Linked DNA regions of Mus musculus: region 1 is linked to region 2. A link is a loop called in an ENCODE intact Hi-C map of the cell type or tissue named here. Cell type or tissue: heart. All regions are shown on one strand. Each heading gives the region's core, and the rest is flanking DNA. Links, peaks and the distances in the headings are about the cores only. Region 1 holds the start of Gm31585 (a long non-coding RNA gene). Region 2 overlaps Ptpa (protein phosphatase 2 protein activator).

The links. Peaks named below come from ENCODE experiments on the same cell type or tissue, not always from the same donor. Only the 100,000 strongest peaks of a DNase experiment are listed, where the experiment ranks them.
Region 1: it touches region 2 in a loop (5-fold over the local background); 4 of 42 quality-filtered maps call a loop at or near these places.

What each region holds. Positions count from the first base shown.
Region 1 is chr2:30,540,042-30,548,360 of GRCm38, forward strand. It overlaps Gm31585 (a long non-coding RNA gene), which reads left to right and starts at 4,450. Exons shown (of 3, transcript XR_374225.3): 1 at 4,450-5,997; 2 at 6,804-6,875; 3 at 7,437-7,803. In heart, for the core only: a CTCF peak has its summit at 5,068; DNase peaks (open chromatin) are centred at 1,718, 5,210, 7,009, 7,960 and 1 weaker place; H3K4me3 peaks cover 1,029 bases; H3K27ac peaks cover 5,916 bases.
Region 2 is chr2:30,437,128-30,445,446 of GRCm38, forward strand. It overlaps Ptpa (protein phosphatase 2 protein activator), which reads left to right. Exons shown (of 10, transcript NM_138748.5): 6 at 443-542; 7 at 1,102-1,226; 8 at 2,537-2,637; 9 at 6,163-6,270. Among named protein-coding and RNA genes, the nearest start is that of Ptpa, 25 kb to the left of the region's middle. In heart, for the core only: a CTCF peak has its summit at 4,047 (motif pointing right); DNase peaks (open chromatin) are centred at 3,744, 4,164, 4,834, 5,524 and 5 weaker places; H3K4me3 peaks cover 4,676 bases; H3K27ac peaks cover 5,713 bases.

The DNA.
Region 1 (8,319 bases), core at 199-8,198, 100 kb after region 2:
AACCCAAAATGTGACCACAGAAGTTTGAAAATAACAATACAACAGGACCATGCCACAGAAAGGGTTATGATCCTGCTGTGAGCGAATTCTTCAGAATGGCGTGTAGGGGACTCCTACTCAGAAATTAATTATGTCTGAGCATACAGTTGGTACAGTTAAGGTCTCTGGGCTGTATTCTCCCATGCTTTCTGTGACCATGCGGTCGCTCATAGCGGTTGACAGCTGTGTGTGTGTGTGTGTGTGTGTGTGTGTGTGTGTGAATGAGAGAGAGAGAGAGAGAGAGAGCGCGCGCAGAGCGCACTAAGTTGAGCCTACTCTCAGGCCACCCCCAGCATGCTGTCCTGAGGTGGAATCTTTTTCTTCCTTTCAAGGCCACAGTGGACACTGAGCTGTCCCTGCATTGGCTAAAGTCTCTCAGTCTACGTTCAGTTCTTTGCCCCAGGTCACCTTCTGTCCCCACTCCGAATATCTAGGAGCCAGACTCAGCAGCCTGGGAAGGCAAACAATGGGACACTTGGAGGGCAGCTGGGGCCAGGGCTTCAGCAGTGGGTTGGGCTGGGGCCACCACAGAAGCTACTTGTGGCTGGTCCTGGCTGTGGCTAGAGCAAGGTCCTGCTCAGGTCAGCTCCTGAGGACCCCACCCTGTGCTGAGCAAAGTGTCATCAGGATGGCAGGTCTGAGGCCCAGGGAGGCAGGGAAGAAAAGAAATCCCAGCTTTTAGCTTCCATGCTTAGCCTGTGCCTTTCCCCAGGCCTTTGTTTTTGTTGTTTTGTTTTGTCTGTTTGTTCTTCTTGTTGTTGTTTTAGATGGTTTCTTTGTGTGTCCCTGGCTGGCTTGGACCAGGTTAGCCTTGAACTCACAGAGATCCACCTCTGTCTTCCAAATGTTAAGATTAAAACTGTGTGCCAACCACCCAGTTCTGAAGTCCCCATGTTAGCTGTGAGCCCTGGGGACCATGTGCCTACTCATCTCTACAATGGGGTCTGAGGGAGAGAAAGCTCTCAGCACTAGATACATATATGGTGCCTGCTGCCTTCTCTTTCTGTTTGGCTGAAGGCTGCCTCTCTCTCTCTCTCTCTCTCTCTCTCTCTCTCTCTCTCTCTCACACACACACACACACACACACACACACACACACACACACACATCCATCATTGCAGGCTGCAGGGCCTGGAAGGCTGTCTGTGGTATATGCAGGTCTCACTACTGTCTGGGAAAGGAAACAGAGCCCAGGAAGCCCCTTGCTTTGGGCAACAGCCTCCAGATTCCAGCTCACAATCCCCTCCCTGGTCCCCCAGGAGGGCTCTCTGTCTGGCTCTGGACCCCAGCCTTCACACCATTCACACCAGGGCTCTGCAGCAGCCCTGACACTGGGGCTGGTAGTAGGAGGGGTCTCAGCCTCTCCCAGGACTTCTGCATCTGCCTGCCTTTGCCTGGATCAGGGAGATGGGCTCCTGACTAAGTGGGCCTCTGCCCACTGTCTGCAGGGAAGCAGAGACCTGGTTCAACTGAAAATCTGCAATGGCAGGGGTCTGAGAGAGGGAGAGAAGGGAGTCTAGCTACCTGATTCTCCTGGAAGCTAAGGGACCAGGTCTCCCCCTTCCTGTCCCCTGGATGTCCTTGAAGCTATTTTTATGTGTTGCTGGAAACCAGAATTACAGCCAGAGCTGAGGTGCTGGGAGGTTTCCCTGGCGCTCTGGGTCTTGCCTCAGGGAGCAAAGGCCTTTACGGGAAGATTGGTGGAGGTGGGCCAGGAATCCACCATGCAGGTGGGGAGCATGGGTCCCTGGTTAGTGGAGGTCATTATTAGCAGGCCCCTGATTGGCACACGGGTGAGAACAGTGACTCGGGGAGGCTGTGGTGCCTGTGACATTCAGTCAATCAATCACCTTTGGCCTCTTTTTTTTTTTTTTTTTTTTTGTCTTTAGACAGTATGTAGCTCTGGGAACTCTATGCAGAGAAGGCTGGTCACAAATTTATAGAGATCAGCTTGTCTCCTGCTTCTAGAGTGCTTGGATTAAAGGCATACATTGCCACACCAGGCATGGCCTCCTTTTAAAAATTACACTTATTTATCTATTTTGTGTGTGCGGTGACTTGTCAGTGACACTAGTGAAGGTCAGATGACAGCTCGAAAGAACAGGTTCTCCTCCTGCACCGTGGCTCCTAAGGATCAAATTCAGATAAGCTTGGAGGCAAGCATCTTTACCCACTGAGCCATCCTAGCCTGCTTGGGCATTTAAGAAGGAGCCCTCCCAGGGATCAGGAACAGGGGCTGGAGTAGGGAGAATATTGCCCAGAAGCGGGGCTTGCTGGTCTCTGCCAGGTCTGGGTGCAGGGTGAGGGTCACCCTCAAAACAGAGCCCTGTGTTGTGCTCTAGCCACCCTCACATTCATGTGCTGTCTCACAATCCTCCCATGGTTCCCTACTGCTCAGCGGAGACATACATGCCCATTTCCTCTAGAGCACGTGTCTGAGGAGTTTGACCTTGCTTGAGTGCTCCCCTCCTGGCCTATGAATTCTCATTCTGGCCAGCACCTTCCGAGGAGCACCTTTTGAGAATGAATCCAGAGGGAGGACCAGAGGCAGGGAGATGTGTGGTCCAGGGCAGAAGCTCTGGACTGAAGGTGACTGCCCAGGGTGTATAACTCAAACTCCCTTAACACTGTTTGAAGACACAAAGACAAAATGGTGGAGATTCCTATGGAGAGCTCTTGGTTGCTGCCCTGAACTTTAAAGAGATCAGGCAGCAACAGCTTTGTCAATGGCAGGAATTATTGGTTACAGTTTATGGTCACCGGGGCTCTTGATTTGAGGTCTCCAGTTCTTCCGTTTACATTTCCCTCTCCAGATGTGCTTCCAGGGGCCAGTTCCCCAGTTCCCTGTCTCCATGGCCGTCCCCAAGGACATATTCTGGGCTCCCAGCTCCTCATCTTTGTCACCTGCTCATGCTTGGTGTGTGTGTGTGTGTGTGTGTGTGTGTGTGTGTGTGTGTGTGTGGTATGTGTGTGGTATGCATGTTTGGTGTCTGTGGTGTGTCTGTGGTATGTATATGTGGTATGTGCAATATGTGTGTGTGTGGTGTGTGTGTAAGTGTATGTGTGGTATGTGTGGTATGCCTGTGTGGTGTCTATGTGTTTTGTGGTGTATGTGTGTGGATATATGGTGTATATGGTGTTTGAAATGTGTGTGGTGTATGTGTAGTATGTTTGTAATATATTTTTGTGGTGTGTGTGTATATATGTGTGTATATATATATATATATATATATATATATATACGTATATATATATATATATGGTATAGAAAGATGTGTGTGGTGTGTGCTTGTGTTATGTATGTATGGTATGTGAGTGTGTGATGTGTTTGGGTATGATGTGTGTATGTGGTGTATGTTTTGCGTGTGGGTGTGTGTCTCTGTCTATCTGTCTGTCTGTCCACGTGGATTCAAGGACACACTTGGTTGTTCCTCAGGAACTTTCTGCTTTGGTTTTGAGGCAGGGTCTCTCACTGGCCTGGGCATGCAGATTCATCCATGCAGGATGGCTAGTGAGCTCCACGGCTCTGGCCTCTGTCTTCTCAGGGCTGGCGTTACAAGCCTGCATCACTGTGCCTGGCTTTCCAACGCACGGGTTCTGGAGATTAAATTCATGTCCTCCGGCTTGCAAGGCAAGCATTTTACTGACTGAGCCAGCTCCCGACCCCTGAAACTCATTTCTGACTCCAGGGCGATCTGTGTCTCTCCAAGGGAAAAGGTGGAAGATGGTAAGGTCAGTTACCTGCCCCAGCCAGGGGAGGACAGGGAAACGGTGTGGGTGCGTGCGCACACACCCACATTTCAGTCTTGCTCTCCGAAGGCTGATCTGGGGGCCATTTTCTAGAATCCAGATTGTTGACTGTTGCCTGCTGATTCATGCCCTGGCTGGCCTCAGGGCTTCTTTCCCCATCATGCACAGTGCCTGAGCTTCTGAATCCAGGCTCCAAGGTGCTTAGGCACAGTGCTTTCCCCACAGAAGTCTCTAGCTCTGTTAGAAGGTGCATCAGCAATGTCACTTCCCAGGAGAGTCCCCCACCCCCACCCCAGCCTCCTCCTTACTTGCTGGGTGTTATGGCTTCTGTTCTTCCCTTCTCGGGTATTCATGGGTACTTGAGGTATGGATTTGTTTGCCTGTTTATTTCTTTAATGTCTGTTTCCCTGACCAGATAGTGGCTTCTTGCAGATAGCAATGCCATGGCTCACCTCTGCAACCCAGTTCTTAGCAGAGCTGCCAGCATCCAGCTGACCTGCATAAAACCTTACAGGATGAATGAGTGAATAGACTCCTCCATGGAAGAAGTGATTCAGGCTAACAGAAGCTCCCACCTAGAGGATGTTTGTCCCTGGCCCTGTGCTGGACTTGGCAATCTAGCTTCCCAGACTCCAAGTCCCTCCTGAACAGTCTGTCTTCTGCTTTTGCTGCCACTGAACATTCTTGGACTTCCGTAGAAGAACCCGTATCACCTTGTTTCAGATTCTCAGTTACATTTTTGATCCAGCGGCAAAAATGCTATCATGGTCCCTGGCTGATGGGCAGCGATTCCCACAGGCATCCTGGCTCCCAGATCTGGGCACTGGGACTTCCACCCCCTGCACTGAGAGGTGCTCAGCTATACATCTGCCTGCCTATTGCAATGGGGACAGATTGTATTGGCTGACAGGTTCCAGTCTCCTCTTCCCACTTCGTTGATAGACACACTGAATCCAGCTTCGACAGGGTCCCAGGGTCACCTCACTCCTTATAAGATGGGTTTCCTGCCTCAGAAAGAGCACCTATTTCCTGGAGGGTGGCTGGGAACCTTGGCTATAATTGAGTCAGTCGTGGGTGCCTCACACCAACCCTGTTTACAGATAGCCAAGCTGAAGAACTGGAGGGTCTGTCTGATCACGTGCCCATGGCTCAGGGTAGCTGGTGGCACGGAGCCTGCATCTGTAGAATTCTTGAATCTTAACCTTAGTTTATAAGCAAAGCAATACCCGGTACCAAGAAGGATGTCATCAAAACCACGTGGTGCAGGACTCGGCCTGGTGGGCGTCCTCCGCACTGCGGACTGCCACAGGTCTGATCCTCTTTTGAATGACACACAAACCACACCCAAATCTCCTGCTTATTAGTCCTCCTGGCCACGCCTAAGTCCAACCCCCGCGCTGTAGGTTCCGCCCCCCGCGGGCAGCGCTGGCCTCCCATTGGCCTCCGTTTCCATGGTTACACGAGACCTGCGGCGCTGCTGGCTTCCCGACACGTGTCCCACGGAGCCGCCCGGAATTTGACAGGGGACCATGTGCGCGGCAGCGCGGGAGCCAGACAAAGACGGGGAGGCGGTGGGGGACGAAGCCCGGTGGAGAGACGAAGCCAGGCGGAGAGGCTGGGAGCCGCGCCTCCCGCCTGCTGGACACCTCGCTTTCCTCATTATTGCTTGAAGAGTGGATTAAACAAACAAACAAACAAACAAAAATTAATGGGAGAGAGGTGGGAAAGGATCAGAACCAGCCCCACCTACTGTCTCTTCTACAGGAAAAACCCACAGGCGAACATCTTTTATGACTGTGAACGCGCAGGCTCCCTGCTTACACCTCCTGGCCCTGGGCATCTCAGCCCACCTTAACTTCAACCAGTGAGGTTCAAATTCAGTTGATTTTGCCTGGCTAGTTCTAGTAAGGAAAGCTTTTCTGGCGTGGTTGTTTCGATGCTTGAAATAAATGAGATCCAAGCAATTGTGGGGAACCTCTCTGGCCCAAGCATCCTCTGCCTCTCTTACTGCCTTCAGGCAACCTCTCCCATGAGGCCCTCCTGGGCTCTGGCCCCAGCGCTGTGGGGCACGGACTTTGTCCTCTCGCACCCCCATTTCTCCTCTTGCAGCCCTTTGTGATGGCTACCATAACAAATCACTCCAGATTTAGTGTCATAAAACAACAGCGGAGTTCTACAGGTCAGAGGTCAAATCTGGATGAATTCAAGGTGTGCAGCAACATTGGGTTCCTTCTGCAGATTCTCGTGTGTGTGTGTGTGTGTGTGTGTGTGTGTGTGTGTGTGTGTGTGTGTGTGTTTGCACTGGGTTCCTTCTGCAATCTCTATGTCTCTGTCTCTGCTTCTCTCTCTTGTGTGTATGTGTTTGTGTGTGTATGTGTGTGTGTTAGCACTGGGTTCCTTCTGTAGTCTCTATTTCTGTCTCTGCTTCTCTCTCTCTCTCTCTCTCTCTCACACACACATACACACACGAGAAAGAGAGAGAGAGAGAGAGAGAGAGAGAGAGAGAGGACTGGGTTCCTTTTGCAGGCTCTCTCTTGTGCATGCATGTGTGTGTGTGTGTGTGTGTTAGCACTGTGTTCTTTCTGCAGTCACTCTGTCTGTTTCTCCCTCTCTCTCGTGTGTGTCTGTGTGTGTGTGTTAGCAGTGGGTTCTTTCTGCAGTCTCTGTTTCTGTCTCTTCCACCCCCCCACCTATCTCCCCCCCCCTCTCTCTCTCTCTTTCTCTCGTGTGTGTGTCTGTGTGTGTCTCTGTGTGTGTATGTGTGTGTGTGTTAGCAGTGGGTTCTTTCTGCAGTCTCTTTCTGTTTCTGTCCCCCCCCCTTGTATGTGTGTGTTAGCAGTGGGTTCTTTCTGCAGTCTCTTTCTATTTCTGTTCCCCCCCCCCCGTGTGTGTGTGTGTGTGTGTGTGTGTGTGTGTGTGTGTGTGTGTGTAAGGGTCAGCCTCCTTACCTTTCTCCAAGCAGAGAGCCCACCCCCTGACTACCTTCCTGATCTTTGGCCCTGCTTGCTCTTCAGTTACCTGCTTTCCCATCTCAGAGTCCCTCAGTCACTCGGATGAACTAGAAGAAACCCCCGGCTCAAAGGCTGGTGAGCTGCCTCTGTTCCTCTCTGCTGTGAAACAAGCCATCTGTGTGCCCCAGGGGTTACGCTTGGGACATTGTTCTGCTAACCAGTTCACCTCTCCAGCTCCCCCCACCCACTTAGAAGCCTCTTTCTCTTCCAAGTCTTTCTCCCACGATGCCTGCCTGAGGTGGTGCCTGCACACTTCAGGTCTCCTCTGACCATAGGCCAGCACTCTAAAGTATTCCTGCAGCCTCTTCTACCTACAAGGAAAGCCAAAATGGCGCTGGGCCACACACAAACCCTGATCTGCCCACCCGCTGGTCTCCCCCAGACCCTTCCCTCTCCTACCCTTTCCCTTTGCGTCCTGTTTCCTGTATATTCCACGGTGTTTGTCACCTCCTGGCCTTTGCCCGGTGGTTCCACTCTGGATCTTTCTGTCTGTCCGCCTTCATTCATGTCCCCAGGAAGCTTGACTGACCCTTCCCAAGCACCTGAATGTACTTATTGTTTATTAGTCTGGCAGAGCACAGAGGCCTTGCCTGTCCCCTCTTGTCCCTCACAGTCTTGTGTCTTGTTTGGCCACAGAGCTAGCCATGAGCTGGTCCCAGAGTCATGGTGAACCCTGTGAATTTCTACTGAAGCTCAAGGACTTGGTCTAGGGATGCTGACGAGACCCACGGCCAGGACACACAAGATGCCAGAATGACAGCCGTGACGTGACATCGCTAGCAGCCGCTGACACCGGAAGCTGTTGACACGGGATGCCGCTGGCACCGGAAGCTGCTTGGTAGCATCTCCAAGCTTGCTTTACATAAGCTCTCAGAATGGCTGGGGAATCCAGCTCTCACCTGCTCCCCACTTTATGGATGAGAACCTTGGACTCTTCAAGTTGACCATACCTGCCTTTTGACTAGAGTGGAGGCCAGGGAAGTTTCTCATGCTTCCTGCTTGGAGGGGGCGGGGGCGGGCGGGGGTGGGGGCGGGGGCGGGTGGGGGCAAGCCCCAGCTGTTGTTGAGGTGAGGCATGGTGACTCTTCCTGGAGGAGGCTGAGGCTGGTCAGGACTTGGGTGGGGCTGAGCAGGCTGCTGGGAAGCCGCTTCCTTCCGGACCCTTCCTGTTTCCTTTTCCTCACTGCTCAGCCAAGCGATTGTCTTGCTCAGCCCTCCCCGGGCCTGCCTGGGCAGGATGTGGAGGCAGGAGGTTCTGTTTTCAAAAAGTCAAGTGTGGATTAAACACCTTGAACTGCAGACTCAATGTGGCTCAAAGAGTAACTTTTGTGTTATGTGTATTTTACCAAAATAAAAAGAACTGAAGGGCTGACTAGATGGCTCAGTGGATAAAAGTGCTTGCTGCCAAGCCTGGGACCTGAATTCCGGCCCTGGAACACACATGGTGGAAGGAGAGAAACCATTCCTGCTTGTTGTCCTCTGGCCTCTCCACAGGGACTGTGGTATGACGTGTGCTCTC
Region 2 (8,319 bases), core at 229-8,228:
CCTTAGGAGAAAACCTTGAACTCTGAAATTAGGGTCCCCCTAGGATGTGCCTCAGTTACCCACTTGTCTCCCAAATAGCTAAACTCAAAGTAGTAACTATATATTTAATATTTAATGTCTGTGGTCTCTGACTAATCATGAGCTCTTTGAGGCAAGGACTCATTTGTTACTGGGATCCAGCATGGACAGTGTCTGCCCAAATAGTAGGTGCTCAATAAGCTGGGGTTTCTAATTGGTCAAACCCATAAAGTAAGGTGCAGGTGCCTGTGCAGGAAGTCGCCTCAGGCCCCTCAGGAAGAGTGCCAGTGCTTGTGCTTGTTGAAAGGCTCAGGTCTTCTGGACTGGGAGGAGGTCTCTACCTCAGTATGGGCCTTCCTGCTCAAGGGAGTTGGGTGCGGGGGGCCTTCTAGAAGATGTCAGCTTGGGCCATTTTCTTCCCCAGGGCATGAGGCTGCCTTTGCTGCTTTCCTCTGTTGTCTCTGCAAGATTGGTGTACTCCGGGTGGACGACCAGGTGGCTATTGTCTTCAAGGTGTTTGATAGGTGAGTCACCGTGGAGTGGAGGAGATGGCATGTGGTTCCTGGTGTTCATCACATACAGGCGCTGTTCTGAGGCTAATTTATACAACCTTATGCAGTAACACTGCCTGCCTCTTATAGAAGAGGAAACAGCCAGGCATCTGCTGACATCATAGTCCACCAAAGACTGTGGACCTCTCTGGGTGGCACAGGTGTACAGGGACCTGCTCTGAGCTGGGCAGCCCCTAGGGCACACTGCTGTCCTGGTGTTGGCACACCTCCAGTTCTGCAGGTGACCCATGTGCACAGCTTGTGATTTCTGACACCAGGGACCTCACCCGCTTTCCCGTGGCACCTGAAACTAGAGAGAGGGACCCCTGCCCAGGCTGTGACAGGCTGCCAGGGTTGATGACACTGAGCCTGGTCTCCATGTGCTGTTTTGTCCCTCTCCCTGACAGAAGACGTCTGAGGGGAGAGGAAAGCCTGTTGGCTCTTTCAGCCTCACATTCTCCGTACCCTTTGTGTGCTGAAGAAATGTCATTCTCACCTTTCTCTCTCCTTTCTCCCTGCCCCTTCAACACAGGTATCTTGAGGTTATGCGGAAGTTGCAGAAGACATACAGGATGGAGCCTGCAGGCAGCCAGGGCGTATGGGGTCTGGATGACTTCCAGTTCCTGCCCTTCATCTGGGGCAGCTCACAGCTCATAGGTACTAGTGAGTGGTCACATCTCCACCTCGTACCCAATGGGTGCAGCTGTGTTCCCCTCCTGCCCAGGACACACAATGACAGCTTGTTGAGCAGGACATTAGACCAGCTTAGCCCAGCTAGTGATGGAGGTTATGTACTGTGGACCTAATGCTGTGAGCCAGTGTGGCCAGCTAGAGGAGGTAAGGGTGGGATGCCACCAAGAGAGCAGGAAGTGGGGAAGCAGGAACCAGGGCCGCATGGCCTGCTGCAGGACAGACAGGTGAGTGCATGGCCTGCTGCAGGACAGACAGACAGGTGAGTGCATGGCCTGCTGCAGGACAGACAGACAGGTGAGTGCATGGCCTGCTGCAGGACAGACAGGTGAGTGCATGGCCTGCTGTAGGACAGACAGGTGAGTGCATCCGGCTCCTGCTCCTGGCAGCAGCTGTGGGCTTGACAATGAAAACTAGGGCCTCTTGTGATTTGTGATCATCAGTGTCATTCAGTTAGGATGGAACTCTGTGCAGGGTGTGTGTGTGTGTGTGTGTGTGTGTTTAGGCGAGTTGCTGCCAAGTGCTGAGTCCTGTGTGCTTCCCAGTCTGCTCTATCTGCTCCTTACAGAAGAGGATTATCCAGGCATGATCAGCATCTTGGGATCTGCCATTGGACAGGGTTGCTGGTCACTTTAGTTCCATGAAGAGTGAACTGCTGCTAACTAGTACTCACAGATACCTAATAAATAGCTGAGAACTTGCCATCCTAGCCACTTTAACCACAGTCTTCTCAGACACTGCAGAGGATACCTAGCACTGTGGTGTGTGCTTCCACACCATGATGCCTTTCTGACACAGCGAATGTGTGGTTAGCTCCACTAGAGGGACTTTTATTTTTCCTGGCTAGCCTGGAACTCACCTATCTCTGTATGTTGGCAGTAAAGGTATCTATCACCACACCCAGCTGAGGTAACTTTTAAGGTAGGTAATGGTGCTTAAACAGCAGAGGTTGGTGCTGCTGACAAACCAGGTGCAGAGCTGTTGTCATGGTTACAGGATGCTCAGGTGTGTTTGTCATCTCTGCTGATTGGTAGCACATCAGGTTTGTGTGCACCCTTATCACCACGGGTACATGCATGGTGACTAACTGTGTACAGTGAGCAAGCGCCTCGCTAGGTGACAAGGATTTCTCAGTCCCATTGTGATCTTTGTGCAGAGACTCTACCATAGCTCTGTGCTACCATGCCATCTCAATAGTTGTAAACTGTCTGAGGTAGGCACCTTGTGCTCAGGCTGGGTCAGGGCTGTTCTGAAGCCCAGGCCTCTACTTTTCCCAGACCACCCCCACCTGGAGCCCAGACATTTCGTGGATGAGAAGGCGGTGAGCGAGAACCACAAGGACTACATGTTTCTCCAGTGCATCCTGTTCATCACTGAGGTGAGAGCCATGCCAGCCTCTGTTAGGCAGCCTTGGCAACTGGGCCCTCTTGCCCAGCCGCCAGCCTTCTTCCAGAACCAGGAGGACTCTCATTGTTAGGTTTGAGTTGGAGCTTTACTCTGCTGCCCAAGCTGGCCTTAAATTCATGACAGTCTTCCTGCTTCCGCCTCCGACTGCTTGGGATTAGAAAATCAGCCACCATACTCAGCTCCCATGGGGTTCTTGGGCTGAGGGGTTAAATTGTAGTTGTTAGTTAGACTTGGTGACCCGCAGCAGGCCTAAGAGGGTGCCATGCAATGTGTTAGGGTGCAATCAAGTTAGAGGTTATGGACTCAGGTTGAAATCCCTAGAGGAGCTGCAGTGCTGGGAGTAGTTCTGTCTCTCTGTACCTCAGCAGTGTTCGAGAGGTGAAAACAAGCAGCCTGTGGTGGCAGTCACTGGGTCCAACATCACCTGTGGTGGCAGTCACTGGGCCCATACTACTCAGCACATTCCCTAACTGGAAGTACTTGTCTCACCGAGGCAGGATTCCCTACAGTATAGTGCTGGAACACTCCCCAAGGTAGCCCACGGACTCTGAAAACTCTTGGCTTTGGGCCCATGTCAGCTTTCCCTCTCAGAATCTTGTGGACAAGAGCCAGGAGCTCATCAAGGGACCCAGAGTCTCAGGGCCTTGATTCTGGGAGGTGTTAGAACTTGTCATTCTCTCTGCCTATACCTATCAAGTCTCACCCCAAGTTCACAGGGTCCTGGCTTCTCTTTCTGTGCCTCCTGCATGTTTGCCCTGTGGAATTACATGTGGTCTCCCGACTGGATGCTACTCTCTTGGCTCCCTGTTCTGAGCCTCTGAGCAGGGAAAAGCCTGGTTAGCAGCCTTGACTCTAGGTTCTTTCTGGTCAGCATTTGCCTCAGGGTTGTGCCAAGCTCCAGGGGCCAGAGGGGAATGACACATTTTTTTCCAAGTCAGCAAATGGAGCAGGGACTGACGGCTGGGCGGCCACTACTTGGTTCTTGGAGATAATGCTGCCTTCAGCAGTGTGGCAGGCTCAAGGTCAGAAGGACTGGGGGCAGCCTGGCTCACTGCCTTGAAAGATAGCTTTGCAGGACTTGAGCGTGCAGCGAGGGGCTAGGGAGGATCTAGGGTGAGAGCTAGGGCTGAATGGGAAGGAGCTTCAGATTCTGCAGAGCTTGCTGCTTGAGGCCAAAGCCTGAGCTGTTACTGCTTCCTCTGGCGGCTGGCCAAGCCCCTTGCGTCCCTGTCAATAATTCTAACAAGGAGGCTAGCGAGACTGGGCTTCAGGGACTGGAGATCGATGGATTCCATGCTAAGATTTAGTGTGTGTGTTTGTTTCGGCTGATATAAAACCCCAAAACCTTTTCCAAAGTTTGGAATGGAGGACCCCATAGACGGTAGTCCAAATAACCACAAGGAGGCGCTAAAGTGCACTGAACTCTGGTGGCTTCAGTAACAGAGGTAGGAAGTGGGAGGGGAGCTTTTTAGTGGTTGTGCACCTTCTCTGCTAGGCTTGGTTTTCTCTTGGTTCCAGGCTCTTGGGTCAGTCAAGCTCTGGTTGGTTGCTAGGCACTGTGGTGGCAAGGGCATGCTGCCTGCCTGGGTTGGGCAGTTGTAGCGCTCTGCTGCTGCTGCTGTTCACAGATAGACAGCTAAACAGACAGAGAAATGGATACAGATGTATAGATATTCCCCACCCCTACTTGATGAAGTTGGCAGTTTTTACTTATAACCCCCATCAGGAAGTGAGCAGTCTCACCCAGAGGGCACAGAAGCCTACAGGGTGTTCAGGGCTTTTGGTCAGGGAGACCTGCAGTCTTTACTGCTCAAACAAAACCCAAGGAAGTTGGGAAGGAAACCACTTCTCTTTGCTGGGTCTTGTGTCAGGACCGCTTTGCTAGTAGTACTGGATGTGACAGCGGAGGAAGCCCACCTTGCGGGGCTCCAACTGCTTCAGGAAATGTAGCCCTGGCGCCTTTAAGAGCCAAGGGCAGGCAGGAAAAGAATTTCAGTTTCAATCTGGCTTCTAAATTTGGAGTTTTGGGAAGGGAGGGATCAGATTTCAGCTGGAAGGGAAGGAGCTGACAGGAAGGCGCTGTGCTGAGCCTCCCCCACCCTGCCCATCCCCCCAGTTACTGACAGAGGAACCATTTACAAAAGGCCGATTCTCTGGGGAGTGGAGAGGCAGGAACGCAGCGTCTGTGAGTAATTTCCTGCTCAATATGGCTGCTCTGACTCACACGATTCCCCTGGGGTCACTGCGGGACTGCAGTTGCTTGCTTGTTCTCGCTCTTTCTCTTCTCCCTTTGTGGCTAGAATGAGCTGATTTTTTGGGGGCGTCTTCTCACCCCCAATTTCTTTTCTCCCTCATTTTTTTTCCTTTCTCTTGAGTCGCAGAACCTCCTTCTGAAGGACTTGGGACCTGAGGCCCTGAAGGCCTTGAGGGTGAAGTGGCCTCTCTAGGGACATAACTGAGCTACACAACTTGGGCCTGCCTCTAGCTCTGCAGCCTGCCAGACAGCCCGTTTTGAATGTCCCTTGTTAGTGAGCAAGGCTGGTCCCCCAGGCAGGGTCCTTGCTGAGCCAGCCTGGAGCACCTGCTGTGAGACAAAGCAGGTGGTCATTCACTCAGGGGTCTGTAGGGGACCCTGTTTCATAGTTCCAGCCTGCAAGTGTGCAGAATTGGGGCAAGGAAGTAGAGAGATTGACGGTGGAGTCTTTGCAGGAGTGTTGGGATACATCTCGGAAGCTGAGGGCACTGTAAACTTTGCCAGGCTCACAGAGCCTTTCAGAGTCTTTCTGTGTAGTATGGGGCTGTCCTCTGAGCCCTGTTCCCCAAAATAAATGCTGCCTGTAACCTGGGGAGGGAGTGAGGAGGGCGTGCCAGGCTGCATGGCTAGTAAATACAAATGGACTGGCCTTGCACTCTCACTGGCAGGATGCACTTGGGACATAGGCTTCCCTATTCCTGTGCCCCAGCCGAGGCTCTGATGCCCCGGGACTGCACTGGACTGCAGTAGTGCTCTGCCTTCCTGCAGTCAGAGTTTGAGCACTGATGGACTATCCATGTGCCTGCTCGTCTTGTTGCTGTGGCTTTTTCTGCCCTACTCTTGACCTTGTTAAACAAACTTCCCTCCTGTACTGATCTGGAGCCTCCCTCTATCTCTGTCTCTGTCTCAGAGGACCAGATCCATCAGGGCCTGTCCACAGCCCCTTTCCTGTCCTCCAGGCAGGTCTAGACCACGCACCTACAGTGTGTCTGCATAGGAACACATTCTACTTTCTTAGGGTAGGGATGGTCTCTTCCTGGGTTGCTAAATTTGATAGACATTGGGATGGAGCCTCTGTTTTGTCTGTGTGAAAGAGGTAAGCAGAGGCTGTAGATGAGAGAAGTTCTGTTTTTTCAACAGGCCTTGTAGGTCAAGGCTGTGGTGTGTGTGTGCGTGCATGTGCGTGTCTGTGTGTGTGCACGCCTGCATACTGCCTCTCTAGTTCCTGGACTTCTTTTCCAGATGAAGACTGGCCCCTTTGCGGAACACTCCAACCAGCTGTGGAACATCAGTGCTGTCCCCTCCTGGTCTAAAGTGAACCAGGGCCTCATTCGAATGTATAAGGCAGAGGTGAGTGGGGGCTGGCCATCCTGCCTGCCCCTGATGGCGCTTGGTCCTGAGGGTGAGCTCATGACTTCTGATTCTTCATCACATTGTTTGCTCGGGCTCTGAGGCCAGCTGTCTGAAACTTGGGGACCTCAGAACCTGATGGATGGGCAGAGGCCCAGCTGATTTCTTCATAGCTTAGGGATTAAAACAGCCTAAGCTGCTGGAGAGGTTAGGGGCTCTCTTTGTACCTGTCAAATGGCCTGAGGCCTCTCAATAGCTTTAGTGTTTCCCAAAGTGACTAGGACATCAAGCATGGGAAATGGAGTAGGTGGTCTTTTCTGCTTCCAGCTCACGACTCTGCTGCTGGGAAGGACCTTGGGCTGGGTCCCCCTGCTGTAAGGTGCCTGCTTTCCTAGGGCGTCCCGTACTCTCCACAGAAAGAGGGAGAACATCTTTCTACCTGGCCCCTCCAGTATCTGAAGCTACTTGACTGGCCTTTTTGTGCAGTGCCTCTTGGGCCATGAGACCCAAACATGTCTCCCCCCACCCCAGCCCACCCCACCTCCCACCCCAGCGCTGGTACTCACAACCTCAGTGTTGCCCTGGAGCAGCCCCTCTCTGATTCTTGACCATTATCCCATCTCTTATGAGAGCCCAGAGCTCACCCCATCTATCATCAGAGGAGGGACACCGAGGAAGGGTCAGCTGGCTTTGGTAGTAAAGATGCTTCCCACTGGCCTCGAAGGGGTTAATAGAACATGGTCTGCCAAGCTTGGGCTTGGGCCTGGCCAGCTTTTTCTGTTCTTTCCTGGATCCTCTTTCTCTAGACTTCACATCCTGTGTTTAGGCTTCAGCCCACATCCCTCTCTCATCTGGGGGGCCATTCCAGACCTCTTCCTGCTCTGCAGGCCAGCTCTAGTGCCCCGGCGTTCCCTTGGTCCTGTCTCCTCGGCCTTACTTCTGGTTTCTAGCAGGAAACACAGGGAAGACTGTCCTGCTGCTGGAATGTCAGCATGGAGGTATATGTCACCCCATGTCTCCAAACCTGGATTGATTCAGCCTTCTAAGAGGAAGGCCAGCTACCCTGCCCCCCACCCACCCCTGACCCTGTCCCCCTTTCAGAGGCAGAAGCTCTGCAGGCTGAGGGAGGAGCAGATAAGGTACAAGATGGTGGTGTTACAACACACAGGCCTTGGAAGCCACCACCTAAACCTTAAGTCCTAAATGCTAGGTGTCCCTGCAGTTATTGACTGACAGGATGTGTTGTGTGACTAAAGACTGGACAGGTGCATCTCACTGGGTGTATGCAGTAAGTGGGAGCTGACCCTCCCCTTGCCAGGATGGATTTGTAGGGTAATTCTGCAACTTGTTGACAGGCATGAGCATGAGGCTTTGTAGCACCTAGTTCTTTTTTGTTTTGTTTTTGGAGACAGGGTTTCTCTGTATAACCCTGGCTGTCCTGGAACTCACTTTGTAGACCAGGCTGTCCTCGAACTCAGAAATCTACCTGCTTCTGCCTCCGGAGTGCTGGGATTAAAGGCGTGCGCCACCACCTCTAGGTGGTATACCCAGTTCATACTGGTGCTCTTAAGCTCTAGTCCCTGGGAATAGGGCCCAGGAGAGGCCCAGTGCTCCATCCGCTGGGAAGACCCCTGAGCTGCCAATAGGGGTCTGCTCAGGCCTGGCATTAAGCAGCCTCAGGATATGCAATTAGCTGTCAAGTTCCCTGACCTGATTTTTTGAAGAGAAGTATCAGGGGCTTTCTGGGCCTTGTATGATGGGGCTATTTCTATAAGGAAGGCTATCACCGTATCTGGACTTATTTTCTCCAACTACCCAGCCTGGACTCTGCTGGGCCAGGAGGTGCCACGTTTCTAAAGCCCAGGTTCAGTTGCTGGGCAGAATTGCTGGGAGCAAAGCCCCCTTAGGTGCTTCAGCTGCCCTGGGGCCTTGGACTTCCTCCACCCCACACGCCCCCCCCAGCAGCTTCTTACCAACTTTGCTCCTGCTGGCCCTGTGGGCCCTTCCCCCACTTGCCTTTCTGGCTTTTCTTCTGGGAGAGCCTAAAGC